Regions from separate parts of the Mus musculus genome. Here region 2 is linked to region 1. A link is a loop called in an ENCODE intact Hi-C map of the cell type or tissue named here. Cell type or tissue: left cerebral cortex. All regions are shown on one strand.

Evidence for each region. Hi-C counts contacts between places; a loop is a spot of excess contacts. Peaks named below come from ENCODE experiments on the same cell type or tissue, not always from the same donor. Only the 100,000 strongest peaks of a DNase experiment are listed, where the experiment ranks them.
Region 2: it touches region 1 in a loop (5-fold over the local background); 25 of 42 quality-filtered maps call a loop at or near these places.

What each region holds. Positions count from the first base shown.
Region 1 is chr6:48,950,300-48,958,299 of GRCm38, forward strand. It overlaps the pseudogene Gm18538. Among named protein-coding and RNA genes, the nearest start is that of Gm24348, 20 kb to the left of the region's middle. In left cerebral cortex, a CTCF peak has its summit at 4,883 (motif pointing left); DNase peaks (open chromatin) are centred at 4,869 and 7,987.
Region 2 is chr6:48,855,971-48,863,970 of GRCm38, forward strand. Gm7932 (predicted gene 7932) reads left to right here and starts at 4,359. Exons shown (of 3, transcript NM_001358003.1): 1 at 4,359-4,637; 2 at 6,853-6,941. The coding sequence starts at 4,386. Gm44764 (a long non-coding RNA gene) reads right to left here. Exons shown (of 3, transcript XR_001785236.2): 2 at 6,864-7,139; 3 at 5,487-6,698. In left cerebral cortex, CTCF peaks have their summits at 2,126 (motif pointing left), 2,329, 4,304 (motif pointing right) and 4,577; DNase peaks (open chromatin) are centred at 4,309 and 4,580; H3K4me3 peaks cover 228 bases.

The DNA.
Region 1 (8,000 bases):
TTGGAGACATTCTGGAATAGAGAAACACTTGACTCCTGCCCTCCATTTTCCCCCATGTCTCTACAGCTTCCAGACACTGAAGAGGAGACAGACCACCACCAACCCCAGGAGCCTGAGATACCAAATCGTGCAACACACACTGGAGCAGACACAGTGTCCTAGGAACACTGGGTGGTTTTCTACTTCAAACAGATTCTGCCAAGCACCTGCTCTTTAGCAGCTCCAACGAGAGCCCTGAAGCCACTGAAGCAACTGCTGCCTAAAGATTAGTTTCAAAGCCAGGCAGATGCTGTCCTAAGGCTGGAAGGAGTCAGCTGCCACCTGGACCAGGTGGGAAGGCCCAGAGAGGAAGGATAGAATGCCTGAAGGTTCTCCTGTTATTGTATGTGTCTATATGTCCTTCCACCCTCCAGTCTTGTACATGTCCGTATGTACATCTGGTCATATGTCACCATGCACTCAAGGATGGGATGGAATCACTCATGGACATTCTGGCCCTCGGATGGCAGATTATGATGAGAAGCCTTCCAAATGCCTGGCAGTTAATCATTCCTGAGCAAGAGGCAACTTTCACATCCTTGGCCCACAGTATGTTTCATGAAAAGTGCTAACAGGCAATCCCATGCCCAGAGCCACTCGGCTTCTTCGCTTCCAAGCAGATACCACTGGCATTGGCCAAATATTAGGAATTCAATTGAGGCAGCAACAGCACCTACAACCCGAGACAATTCCTGGGATGCTTTTCTGTCCATCCTTGACTGTGATCACCAGGGCCAGGAGATACACAGAAAAAAGAGCTGAGGCTCCCATAGCTCACCAGCTCACCAGGAGATGGGGCAGGCATAATTTCACTATTGTCAAGTGATGCTCACTCTTCTACAGACTCAGTAGCAAAGTGCTGGGGGGCAGGGATGGGGGGCAGGCAGGGAGTAGGAAGTGACCATCAGGTCCAAGACAAAAAGGGTCTTTCATCTGCACCACACACACACCAAGGGTTCAGGGCTCATTATGGATGAGAGGGTAAAAAAAGTTTAAGAGCCAGTGAATGAACACAAGGACATAGTGTCTTCTGGATGCAGCAGGGCAGCTGCATAGACAAACTCAGAGTTGTGATAGTGTGCACAAGTCCTGTGCAAGCTCAAGTCAGACCAAATGCCAGCATGGAGAGGAAAGGTAAGCATGAAATTCTGCTCCTAGCTGAGAAATTATTGGCAACTGAAAGCCTCGGGGAGGGAGTTTTTGTTTGCCTTTTAATACTAATGTTGCCACTCACATGTCAGTGGTTAGGTCAGACAGGGCTGAAGGCTCACTCACCAGGAGGGAAACCATGCCTGGTGCTGGAAACCTAGCCAGCTTCCTGTGACGAGTGAGGTCATAGATGCTAGGGAAGAGTCTATTACCGCCACTCCGAAAGACCAGCATAATCCCTTACTAAATTCTAAATCTTATCAGTATCCCCAGAGACAAATGTAACTACCACCCTTCCTCTTTTTACAGCCAATGGAGACCACCACAGAACACCACAGCTAACACAATGCAGAACTCCATGGACCATGCGAAGCCCAACCCCAACAGACACAGCCGCATCACCGCTACTGAACATACAGCTCAGAGAACATGACAGAGAGAAGAGGAAGAAATATTTTAAGGCCCAAACTACCAGGAAGTCTGCTGTAAAATAGTCTCTCCTACAAATGGGGGCATAAACAAGACTAGAATAATACAATATCAATGGATGTGTTAACTTGGAAGAGGGAAAATTTGGGGGGTGGTCCCACCTCAAGACAAAGAACTATAGACACTAATAAATGCTGAGAGAAGGAGAATTAGCCTCTCTCAAGGACAAGGCCCCTTTGGTTGCCCAATGCAGAGTAGTCAGCCTTGATATATATACATGATATATATATATGTATGTATGTATATATATATATATATATATATATATATATATATATATATACATGATATATATATGTATGTGTATATATATATACATGATATGTATATATATATATGTATGTATGTATGTATGTATGTATATATATGTATGTATATATACATGATATGTTCCTGAGATGCTTTTCTGTCCATCCTTGATGATGTATATATATATCACATGTGTATTCTTTTGTTTTGAGAGAGAGGGGTGAACATCACCAAAAGTGAGTGTAGGAAATTTTCAAAACACAAATTTAAAAATAAAGACTAAAGAATAATTAAGAGGAAAGGCCCTTGCTGAAGCCAGGTCTTAATTGATTTTGAATAGGGACCGAGGTTATGAACTTGGCATGGAGAGCCAAGTGGGGAAAGTTCTCCGAAGAGAAGAATCCAGAAGGAAAATAGTCTTATATGAGTACATTGAGTGCGAGGTATGTTATGCAGAAACACCTTTGGCATCTCCAAGGCTCAGGTCCTGTGGCCCAGCTCCTTGCTGGGATCTCTGGAAAGCAACTTCGCCTCCCTTTGCTTGACTCTTACTCTGAAAGCCATTATTGGGTGAAATGCACCCAAGTATATAGTCTTGTCCCCAGTGTTAGGAGGTGAAAGACACACACCAGACAGAGCTCTGAGCCATCTCTGTGTCTGTCTCAACAAGAGAAAGAGTATTCTCCACATTTCTCCTAAGGGCTACATTCATGTAGGCAAGGTAGTTAATTCCCTATGACAGCAAAGGCTCCTCAGACTCCTTCCACCTACTCACAGCCAGGACTTAAGCAAGGCCTCAGGACCCCGCCCCCTCTGCAGCTGTGAGGACTTGAGCTAAAGACATAGAGAGATATTTGAGTGAAATTCCAACGACCAGTAGAAACCTCTAGCATCAGCCATGAGAAAGACAGCTCCTTTGTTCAGGAATGGCACCATGTGAGGCTCCTCATGGGGTCTAGAACCATCCAGTACAGTTGAGATCTGGAGAAGCCAGGACTAATGACAGTGACAGCAGTCAGCATGTGTGAAGGGCTGAGGCCTCTCAGTGACTCTGCACACTGCAGGGTCCACCACCCCGAATTCCAACCACAGCTACGAGGGTGCATAAAGAAGCAGCCATCAGGGACTCTGAGCACCGATCAACTCTACCATGCTTGCTTGCACACACAGTGCATGGCTGATAATTTGAGGACAGGGCAGGAGGGTGAAAACCTTGGCCAAGCTTTCCCTGAATCTGGAAAGGACGAAGGTCAAACCTGACATGCTTATCTAGCCTTGGTAGGAAAGAGATCCCAAACTTGAATGCACTGTTGCACGGCCAGAGAAGGCTGTCAGGGCAGGATTCTCCATATCCTTGCTTCATACCATCTACAGTACTCAAAATCTCTGATGTGCTGTGGTCCAGACAGTATCATTGGGGTTCACTTTAAAAAGAAGTGTAGCTGGGCATGGTGGTTCATGCCTTTAATTCAGCACTCAGAAAGCAGAGGCAGGTGAATCTCTGTGAGTTTGAGGCCAGCCTGGTCTACAAAATGAGTGCCAGGGCAACCTGGGATAGCCAGAGAAACTTTGTCTTGAAAAAAAAAACACATACATACATGCATATATACATACATACATACATACATACATACATACAAGCATTGCCACCACACTGCTCCTGGAAGACCAGCATTGTCCTGAGCCTGTTGTATTTCTGTTACCTTGCTTCTCTCCACACTCACAGGATATGCATGCTGCTGTTGTCATTATATTTTACCATCGAGCTAATAGAGGCTCAGATTGTTTAACACAACCAAGATAACCAGGTTGTCCTTGGTGGTGTGATTTCCCAGAACTTGAACCCAGGCAGCTTAACCCCAGAGCCTGAATTTGAGCAAATACACTAACATTCAAAATACATCCCCTTGAAAGGGAATTTGTATCATAAAGGCACCCTTTTCTGTTGGCCCAGCGCTCTGTCGGTAGCTCTAGATAACTAAGCCTTGGGTTGCTGTGACTTCAGATGGCTGAAGAATGTTCCCCACTGAGATGACACCAGAAGAAGTGGGGAAATGGAAGAGTTTATGTAAATCAGATTTCACAGATGAGGGGAAGAAGTAAGTACGTGCTCAGCACTGGGAACCGAGGTGGCAACCCAGCTACTCTCGCTCTGGTCTCCACTGGGGCTGGGCATGAAAGCAAAGTCAGCAGAAAAAGCAGACAACTCCTGGGGATGAGCTAGCCTGGGGTATTGGCCTGGAGATGGAAATACTGAAGTCTTCTGCTCTGCTCTGTCCGGAACTCTGGAGCCCTGGGGCTGGTCTGAAGGAACCGGACACAGGATTAAGTGACTGACACCTCAGATGTTACAGATGTTCATGACAATGCCCCAGGTAGACACTTAATGACAATGCCTGAGTGTTCTGGGTCCTGGATTTTGTGGGCTAAAGGCTGTACACAGCTTACTGGAACACATGGAGGAGCTGGAACTGCAGCCATCACGACACCAACTTGGGCCAAGAACTCTGAGTACCTTATAGAGATGCTGCTGCCCAGGAAGAAAGATGTGCTGGGTTTTCTGGATAAAGAGAAAGTACATTCTGAACAAGGAACTCAATATTCTCATCTTTGGCAGCCAGGACCAGTGGAATGTCAGATTGCTGTCAGGCCTCTGCCACAGCCCCTATAGATGAGAGCACTGTCGCTGTCACAGGATAACATGAGTTCCAGATTCTCCAAAGCAGAGTATAGCCTCCTCTGTGACATGCTAGAGGAGGCCACCAAGCCACTGGATGAGGTTTATCTTGGCACTCCCAGATTCCCTCTCTAGACCATGTCATCCAATGTCAGGCCTTCAAGAGTGTGGCCTCTGTTAGGCCTTCAAGAGTGGGGCCTCTGTAGCAGAGCCAGGAAAGTGCACAGCAGGTTTATCTTGCAGAACTGTATGGAAGGACACTTACTGCCCCCTACTGGGCTGAAGACCCTGGGAATTACAGAAGCCCAGATGTTCTGCACTGTAGATCTGCCTTCCTGTAAATGTGATTTCTACAACAGCACAGAGGAGCTGGCTTAGAAATATAAGGATGCAGAAGTGACTATCACGGTCCTCAGGGACCCATTACCCAAGAGCAGAGAGCAACCATCACTCTTACCCTCCTGCAAGTCCTAGGGGAGTTCCCCATCCTAGCACTGGGGCTTCCTTTGATGTAGCCCAGCCCATCTGACATCATTGGTGGTCAAGACTTTGGTACCCAACTGGAATCTAAAAGAGCTAAGTAGAGCTGGAGTTTGCCCATCCTGGATTCACATTCAGTCCAGTCTGTATTACTCAAAATTTCTAAAGCCAAACTATCATCAGAGTCACTCTGAAGAGACATAGATACAACATGCATTCCTGGAAGGCTGCAATTGTCCCCCACGTTTCTCATCTTGTTTCTCTCTGTAACCTTAGAAAATTGCATGTGGCTCCTATCATTTCCATTCTGCACTTGGACAAGGGAGCCCTAGAGACTTTAAAAAGCATGTGCAAGGTCACACAAGCAGCCCTTGGTGTTGTGACCTACCAGGAATTGAACTCAGGGAGCTGAACCCTAAAAACTGTACTTTGAACATACACCTGAAATTTCAAAATGCATGCCCCTAAAAGGTCATTGGTGGTTTTGTTTATCAGTACACTACCTGTCCTGCCAGGACATAAGCCCTTTGCTGCCCAGAATGATCAAGCCTTGATCTGTTGTGACTCATGATGGTCCATGCTAAGAAATTTTCCCCAGTAAGAAAACACCAAGAGAAGGAGGAATCATGAATGCTCTAGATAAGAAAGACTATAAGAGGTTTTCATACCCTGGAGGAAATAAGTGGTTGCAAACAGGGGCCCAGACAGCACTGTGAACTGTGCATAAGGACCCAGAGTCTCCAACTCTGGCTTCAGTTGGGTAAGGGAGGAAGCACAGTTAGTAGGAAAGACAGGACTTAGAGACAAGGTGCTCTGGAGTGCTGACTTGGAGACAGAAATACCTAAGTGTTCTCTCTTCTGCTGAGTTCCAGAGCCATGGAGTTGGCACAAAGGATCTTGGCACTGGGCTGCATGGCCATCGTGTTGGTTCTACAGGAGACCATGGCAGAGTACCCCAGCTGGATGTTGAAAGGCAAGGCCCAGCTGTTCACAGACCTGGGTGCCCAGGAGATGGAGGCTGTGCACAGCTTCCTGATGAGTAGGATGGAGCTGGAGCTGCAGCCATCAGGCACACAGGCTTTGGACAAGAATTCTGTGTTCCTCATTGAGACTCTGCTGCCCAACAAGAAGGAAGTACTAGAGTTTCTGAATAAAGGAATCAAACCTCCTGTGTGGGAAGCCTGTGTCATCATTTTCTTTAGTGCCCAAGAGCACCCCACTGTTACCGAGTTTGCTGTAGGACCCCTGCCATCTATATGAGAAAACTCCCCCAGGCCCAGAGAAACATTAATCCTGAGCATCCAGACCCATGTCCAAAGCAGAGTGAAGCCTTCTCTACCACAGAATCAAGAAGGCCACCACACGAAGAGGCCACAGGGGAGGAGTTTTTCCTTGGCACCACCAGCTTCTCATTGGATCAATGCAATGGCCAGTGTCTGGCCTTCACCCATGTGGTCCCCATAGTATGGATAGAGGCTGTGCATAGCTTTCAGATGAGCAGGATAGAGCTGGAACTGCAGCCATCCAGTACACAGGCTTTAAACGATAACTTTATGTTCCTCTTTGGGGCGCTGCTGCCCACGAAGGATTTGACAGGATTTCAGAATAAAGGAAAGATGCTTCCTGTGTGGAGATCCTGTGTCGTCATCTTCTCCAGTGCCCAGTGACACTCCAGCAGCTGTTGACTTGTTCAATGTTGAGGACCTGCACAGGGCAAAACAGTTCTGTTCCAAAGACAAATTAATAGATTGCTCCTCCTTTTCTCCTTATGCTTCTAGGCCCCCAAAGCAGTTTCCATACACTGCAGACCAGACAGGAAAATATCACTAACCCCAGGAACACAAGACATCACCAGGTTCAGTCCCTGCAGCTGAACAGGTGCAGTGCTCCCAGGAGTGTAAGACCACCTTCTGATTTGGACAGACTCTACCTCAGTATCTGTTCTTTATCAGCCCCAAGTAGAACCTAGAGGGTCACAGGCACAGCTACTGCCTACACCTCTGCCCTGGGCTCAGAAGGTGCTACTGTCTCCCTGGTTTCTTCTCTACCTGCAGGTTCTGCCTGGCAGTGACCAAGCATCAGGAGCCTGAGCAGACTGGCACCAACCTATACAACCAGGACCATCCAGGGAGCCCCTTGGGTCTTGGAGAGCTTCCTTGAGAACAATAACATCATTGAAGATGAGGTACTAACCCAGTCCTCTGGTCTCTATGTGGACCTGTTTCTGGTCCTTATAGTGTGGTCCTTCGCAGGACAGAGAGCAAGTTCAGAGGTCGTGACATATAAGCCTATCTCTTTTAAATGGGACTAGGGATATCTCAGGAAGTTTATAGACACATCTAAAACTTCCCCAGTCAGAGTACCTTCAGGAGGTCAGTACTTAATATGTCCCTGCCCAGTGAGCCTGTGTCTGTCCCATGAGATCTGGTGGCCTGGGTCACAGTGACCTTTCTGGACAGCCCTGATATTAAAGACATCCCCAACATAGCTGGCTATACCTAGAAACTCCACAGTCTTCTTGCACTAGGTCTTCAAATTTTCCCATGGCATCCAGAAAAACCGATGAACAATGGCCACAACTCTGTCAGAAAGTGGACAGTCAAAAGCAGGGACTGCCTGATGCCTCCTCCAACTATGAAGGAAGAACCTATAATCCAGTGTGAAAAGGCCCAGCCTCAGGACCTGGATAACAGCCCCAAAGGCCCACAGATTCAAACAAAAGTCCTTCCAGTGTCCACCCTAGCACACTTAATCCTAGGAGCAGATGGAGGACATGGGCCACACCCACGCACAGATGGGTGACTTTGGGCTTCACTCATTTGTGTACAGAAATCTCCCAAAAGGCCACATGGTCAAGACAAAGAAAGTCCACTGGGGTAGTAGATTTCTCTATCAGTTGGGTTTTCAGGCCTTTGGC
Region 2 (8,000 bases), 94 kb before region 1:
GGTTAAAAGCTTTTACTGTTCTTCCAGAAATTCAGACCTCAGCCCATGTTAGGCAGCTCACAACTCCCTGACATCCTCACTAGCCTCCACAAGCATCTGTACATACAAGGTATACACAGAAGTGCACACACACGCACACACAAGAATAACTCTTGGGATGGAGAGATGGCTCAGAGGTTAACAACACCGGCTGCTCTTCTAGAAGACTCAAGTTCAATTCCCAGCACTCACATTGTTGGTAACAACTGTTTGTAATTCCAGTTCCAGGAGATCAGATGCCTTCTCTTGGCCTTCACAAGCACTAAGTATGCATGGGATACACAAACATATCTACAGACAAAACACCTATAGAAACAAAAATAAAATAAATGAAAAAACAAATCTTTCTAAAATGACAGGCCTGTCAAGGCTAAATTAAGCACATGTACATCCAAAAACAGAGCTTCAAAACACAGGAAGGAATGATGCATACCGCTGACGGAAGGAATGCAGTGTTAGGGTAGGAACCGGCAGTGCTCCCCTCTCAATTTCAGGCAGGATGCGAGAAGTGAGTGTGTAACTCAGTGGAGTGCTTGCCTAGAAGCTCTAACACCAAACACTCTGGAGTAATTATAGATAACAGAGTGAGTCTCCAGAAATGTAGAGGAACTGAGTCGCATCATTAATAACTGGTTCCTACTACACTCACAGAATACTCAACAGCCACAGAGTGCAATGTGTTTCTGCAGTCACTGAAAATTACCAAGACGAGTCAGCAAGATGGCTCAGTGGGTAAAGGCACTGGCAGACAAGACCTGAGCTCAATTCCTGGGCTGCACTGTGGAAGTGAAGAGCTGACTCTCAGAAGTTGTCTTCTGACCTCCACAGATATGTCCTGGCATACCCAATCCCCAGTGTATTATATTGCAAGCAATCCTGCCTCAACAAAGATGGAAGGGCAAGACCCACTCTGAAAAGTTGTTCTCTAATCTCTGCACGAAAGCTGCAAGCTGGCTATCCAGAAAGCATCCAGACCATTTTCCTGTCTGTACCTGCCATCTCATCAATGGGATGCTGGAATCACAGATGCAAGTGAGCCATTGAATCCAGTTTCTTGTGGATTCTGGAGAATCAAACTCTGAAACCTCTCATTTTTTTCCCCAATGCACAACTTGTTTTTGATTTACTTATTTTTAAAATGCAAGGCAAGTGTCAGGAGCCATTTTGCCTGCTTCTGTGAAAGCCCACCTGTCAGATAGCATCAAGTCAGGCCAGGATCTAATGTCATATTTCCTGACCTGCTGACCTATGGAATGATAAGAGGGGATACACTTGAAGCTTAAGAGGGGGTGGGGGGTTGAATGTTCTGTTAATCTTGGAGGAAGGAACAGGGAGGAATAGGGAGGCAGATATCGAATGTATAGATATCTAACGTTCATCAACCATTGTCTCTGCTGGCTTGTGACTTTGTTTCCCAAGATACTGTAAAGTATATAAAGTGTAAGAGAATTAAACTCCAGGCTGCCACAGTACTGACTGGACAGCCCTCCTGATTTCTAACCTTTGTCTCTGAGTCAGTCTTCTTTTCTGTCTTTCCTATAATCATATTCACTCTCCCCTCAGAGGACTGTTCAACTTTGTACCTACTGGTCCTGTACAGGCAAGAATGGCATGAAGAACAGGGAAGATCTGGGATTTTCTGAGACTGCAGAGAAGATGGAGGCCAATGATGGCATTGAAGCTGAGGAGCAGGCAAGGCAGGGCAGGAAACGGAAGGCGGGGCAGGCTTCTTGTCAGTGGCTCCCCAAGTCTGGAACCCTCCAGAGGCGGTAAACAAAGCAGCTTGCCAAATCCTGCCAGTAAAAGGCTATTTCCTAATAGAACAATTTGATTTACTGAATGTTTACAGTCTGGCCACAACAAAACAGATCTAGAAATACTTCGGAAGCTAAGTCCACGCCATCTTTAAAAGCTCAAAAAGGAGGTGCTGCAGCAGGCCTTGTCTCAGCCTCACTGTGTAATGCTCATCACAGAAATATGTGTTTTAAAACTCTGATGAGTTCTCAAACAGAATTAAAGGAAGGCTGAATTTAAATCCAGATCCCTAGTTCCCTCCATAGTCCTTCTCTGAACCCTTTGCTGCAAGCATCCAGATGTGACTAAACCTGCCACCTAGTGGCTATTTAAAATAAAACAAAAACCTGTTGGGGGGGGGGGGTCGTGTAATTGAAAAGCTTTTTCCAAAGTGCTCATTCCCCGACTGAGCAATTGTCTCCTAGCACTTCCTGCATGGAAGGTCCCATCAGCCTCGGAAGTTCAAGGAGGCTCAGTTGTGCTGGTCCCTGCAGATGCTGAGAATTAATGGCCTCCACCTTCCTAGTTTGCCCAGACACCTGTTCTATCTCAGTCAGCACAGAGCTGTGCCCCTGGGTCCCAAATTTAGCCATGGAGGAAGAGTTTTCCTACCACTCCACTGTCTTCCACCCTTCTCACCTCAGAATAAACAGAAAGTAGGTGCTCTAATTCTAGGTGGGCGTCACCCCTTTGCAGCTCACCCTTCCTCCCCGTGGTTCACAGAGACCCTCCTCAGCCCGGTCCTGACCTGGGCTATCAAAAGGACTCTGTTTCCCCCAAAGAAGGAGGTATAAATGATATGAATGATCTTTTTGTAAACACAGTTGCCTCCCTCCTGCCACAGGAAGCTGGGAGGACGCCGTCTCCACACCAATGGAAGCAGTATGAGCGAAAGACCAAGACCAGAATTTCTTGAGAACAGTCCTAAGTCCCCTGTACCACCAGGTCACGTTCAGCCACAAGACACAGATTTCTTAAACAGGACACAAAGCAGGACATAAAACGAAAGGCTGGGAAAAGCTCGTTGCATTGGAAACAGACATGTCTGATTCCTCAAAAAATGAACAAAGGAAGTGAAGGAGACAATCTATCCAGTGTCAGAGGCCACCTGTGAGTGCGTGATTAACAAGGGACAGGTATTCAGGCGCTTTCAAGTTGAACTGATTGAACTCGCCATTTGTAGTAGGATTGAGACGGCAAAGAACCAGCATCGCATACGAGGAGTTCATGTAATTCATTATGGATGATGATGCAACAGAAAAGGGAGCCAAAACTGAATTCTAGGTATCAGGGGAAATCCACATGGCCAATAAACACTGCAAATGTATTCAATATCAACACCCACATGGAGTCAAATTACAGCCACCATAAGGTAACATAAACCAAAGCTACCATAGTTGACAGAAGAAAAAGTCCTGTCTGGTAACACCAAGTGATGGTACGATGGGAACTGTCTCATGCCCTGGCAGGGATTGGTGTTGTCACACTGAAAAGTGACTACACATGAGTATAAAGTTGCAGCCTGCCTCTGAAGACCCCACCAACACACTCACGGACAGATTCACCAGCCCACCTGCACTAGTCGGATCATAGAGACATGGTTTGTAATATCCCCAATCCAAAACAAGCCATCAGTAAAATGGATATGTCAGAGTGAAAACCATACAGGAGCATCCATGGACAGATGGCATTGAGAAAAACCTATAAGACCCACAGACACTGCCTTCATTAAGATTCTGTTTGTCTGATGATCAAAACAGGCAAAGCCAGTCTATATCCTCTAGGCCTGCATCTGTGGAGGACAAAAGCCAGTCCAGAGCAGAGGAAAGAGGAAATGCACACAGGCCATGTGCATCAGTTGTGGATGGAGAAGAGATGGGGCATCCTAGGAACAATGAGCCGTTTCATGGCTTGCTTTGTGTATGTCCACAGGACCTTATGTCTGTGTGGTTTTCATTTACATCATTCTGTTATTAAAAAGATAATGAAAACAAAATCCCATCTGGGTCAAAAGTCTCTGGACATACTCTGAAGACAAAAGGATGGAGCTTCCACTGCAGTGGTGTAGTCCTCAAGTTGGTGTTTACAGATTGTACTCTGAATTGAACATTACAGAAAAGCCAGAAGTGGGAGTTACTTGAAAGAATGAGGCAGGAGGCTTGCCTAGACTGTGTATTTGAATTCAAGGCTAACCTAGGCAGTGTAGTGAAACCCTGTCTCAAAATAAAGATAAAACCCAGCCCTGTTTCCGGCCCCCTGGCATGTGAACAACAAGAATCACTTAGGAAAGAGGTGCTGTTCCAGTGAGCTTAAGAAATACCCAGTCGGTCCCTGCCACTGATGAGTTAGCACTTGCTATAGCCTGCACACACTAGGGCAGTAAGTATCTTGCAGGAACCCCAAACCCAACAGCAAGGTTGACAAATTCCTTGAAGCTGCACCTCGGACACAAGGCGGCGCTGTACTCCCTCATAGTGAAGTGGGCTTTACCGGGACTATGTGCTCCTATGTCTTTATTGGCTGTTACAGAATGAGTGGCTGGCAGATTGGTTATGAAAGCATGGCCCCCGACGGAGAGGGTCGAGATCCCAGGACACCTAGACTCAGCAGAGTCTCTACAGGCACCCCGCCTCTCTCCAGCGCCCCAGCTGGAGAAGGGGCCGGCACCCCCACCCCCCACCCCCGCCCACCCGCGATGCCTAAAGAGGAAGCTGCGTGGCCCCTTGCTTGCTGTGGCTGCTTCTCCCAGGTACAGGAGGCACGTGCGCTTCTGCGTTTTCCCGACAGGCGGCGCTATTCTAATGGTAAGCTCCCTTGCTTCACTGGGTTTTCTTTGGAGCCCTTGACCTTCACAGAAGTAAACACCAATGACTTGCAAGGCTCCCACCTCCCCGCCTCCTTGCCTGCCTTAGGCTGCTGCTCCCCCCTGAGTTGTCCTAGCTGGTGGCTGTCATCCCAACGTGACCCTGACTTTCATACACAGTGGGCTCCATTAGGCGATTGTAGAATAGAAACAGCTTCTTCCACACTTGATCACACTAGAGAGGGCATTGCTGGATTGCAGCCCCAGAGGACAGAATTGCTTTTGCACTCAGTACTTTCTTCAGGGGTAGTAGGGTGGATGTTTTGGGTGGTGGTGGTTATGGTTGTTGGTGGAGGTTATTTGGTTGGGTTGGGGGTGGGGGGTTGTTGTTTGGTTGTTCACTTATTTTGAGATCAGGACTCGTTCTATAACCTAGGCTGGCCTCAGATTCACAGCTAACTTCCAGCCTCAGCCTCCCAAGTGCTGGGTTACAAGTTGATCCATGACACCAGATCTCAGGGTATCACCATGATTTAGGCCCAGGCTTTCTGTCACAAGGCATAGAACATATATTCAGTTCATTGTCATGAAAAAACCAATCAGGCTATACACAAGAGACTTGGTATATGAGCCTTCTTAGAAAGATAGAAGTTTGGAGTTTGCAGATAATGGACTCATTAGACTCCTGTGGCCAATAAGCCACTAGTTTTAGTTTTCTTGTGGACACCCCCCACCCCCGAAGACATCTCTTTGTAATAAGCTGAGAACAGAAACTGTTTCTTGGGGGCCTAGTGACTGTTATTCCGGAGAAAGAATGTGACCCTACTTGCTTGGGAAAATGGGTGCCACGTTCTTGCTCATAAGTACATTGCCTTCATTCATTAGGGGGACAAAGGAATTCCTGGCAATTTTTGTTGTTTTTTCCTCTGCAGACCTACTTTCTAGCTCTACTCTGTACCTGGAAGGCTGGCCTTTAAGGACTCCATTCACGCTGGCCTTGACTTTGGGTTCATCCTGTAGGTAGCATGGCAGGCAGGTGAATAAGGTCATTGTATCAGCACCAGTGGCTTCGTCTGTGCCAGGCAGTGTCTGTCATGGCTTGGCTCTGCATAAAACATCTCTGAGCAGCTAGAGGTGAACATGGCACCAACCACTTCGAGGCCTGGGTGCTCTGCCAGCCCATGCTGATTTCTGTAACCTTCCTCGTCTTTGTAAAGTTCCATTCTGCCTGTGAGAATGCCATCTGTCCCCAGCAGGACCCTGGCCGACACATCGAGCTTTCTCCTTCACCTTTATTCTCCTTTGAATGTGGAATGGATTCCACTCCCTGTGCCCACAAGTAAACGTAACACCTAGAGCTAAGCTCGGTGACAGAGATGAGACACGACAGAGAACAACCACCGCCACCCAGCCTGGTGTCTCTAGGATGGAGGTCCACAGCCTGTGGGGACAGAGCCCAGTTGGGGAATGATCATGTGACACATTCCAGTCATAGACCGCCAGACACGAGGAAGGGAGGAATGTTTTGGGCAGCTGTGTTGAAACTAAAGAAGGCGTATGAAAAGGATTGCAGGACTGCCTGGGGTCAGACACTGTTGGGGGCCAGAGTCTGGAAATAAATGGAGAATGCAGAAAGGACATTCTGGCAAGGACAGAGTGATGGAAGGGGCAAGCGTGGGAGCAGGGAGACATAGGCCATGCACTAAAGAGTAGTGGAGTGGAAGAAATAAACACAATTCCTAGGAAACAGACCTTGTTGCTGAGCACCCTTGCAATACCAGCGTTGTTGAGAACTGGAGACAGTATTGTGAGTTCTAGGTCAGCCTAGGCCGCATTGTGAGTTCTAGGCCAGCTTGGACTACATAGTAAAACTGTCTTGAAACACCCACATCACCACCACCACCATCATCATCAACAACAGCAACAAACACCATTTGCTAGTACACTGGAAGCAGGAAGGAGAGAAGGGTGAGTCTGGAAAACCACTTCTGAATGGATGGCCATGGTGTTTTCCACAACAAGAGAGGCAATGTATTCCATTCTGTTTTCTTGGGTTGGGTGCCTGTGGAAAAGGCAAGTAAAAAACAAAATAAAACCAAACCAAAACAAACCACTCAACAATAAAAAAGACTGTTAGGAAGCTGTAGATGTAAGCCTGAGCTCATAATAGTCTAGACTCAGTGTACTCACACTGTGTATTTTCTTCCTTTTCAAAGCATTTACTTACTGTATGTGTCGGAGTGTTCTGCCTGCATAAATGTCACATATACATGTGTGGCTGGAGCCCATGGAGGTCAGAAGAGAGGTAAGGTCGCCTGGAACTAGAGTTGCAGACACTTGAGTCATCATGTAGGAGCTGTGTCCTCCAGAAGTTCAGCCAGTGCCCTTATCCACTGAGACATCTCTCCGGGGATGTCTCACAGAGTGTACACTGGTCATCTTCAGCAGAGGCATGAGCCAGGAATTTGGATGAGCTTGTCATGTGTCTGTCCTCTTCTGTGTGCTAAGAATAATGTGACCAACAGTCAAGATGCTGACCATCTCATGAGTGCTGTCAGCCCTCAGGCTCTGTGCCAGGTCCTTTATGGCTGGCCATTATGTCGGGATCTTGGACCTGACAGAATGCTCACAGCAACCCTATGAGGCTCCAGTTCTGGAAGAATTTAGTAACTTGTCCCCAGACCAACCCATCTAGAAAATGTCCTCATGGCTAAGAATCTCAAAGGTCTTGGGAACTCAAAAAAAAAAAAAAAAAAAAAACAAAACAAAAAAAAAAAAAAAAAAACTCAAGGTCTTGGGAGGTTTCTTAATTTTTCTTTAAGCAAACAGCCCAGTTACTGTCTTTTCAAAGACTTCAACTCCACCTTCAGAAAAGGTAGCCTTACCACTGAGGGTAGGATTTGCTGCTTTACCTAACTCCTATTGTCCATTTGCAGAAGTTCTGAGATCCGCCCCCCCCCCCCCCAGACTTCCCAAGGGTGAGGCTGACAGAAGGAAGCTGCTTTTGACTACATTCCAAGTGATCATCACAAAGTTCAGTGTGGGAGCGGGCATGATGGCACACTTCTGTAATCCTAGGCTCTGGGATGCAGAGTCAGGGGAATTACCAGGAGTCTGAGGCCAGCCTGGTCAACAAAGCAGGTTCCAGGCCAGGAAGGACGGTATTGCCAGACTCTGTCCACAAAACCTAAGACACACAAAAAAGACGCTGATCGCGTGCGCACACACACACACACACACACACACACACACACACACACACACACACATTTGTCCTTTTATCCTTTTGTACACATTTCAGAGCCAGGTACAAATATCTATGATCACCTGAAACAAAATATCTCCTACATATTGTTAACCAGAT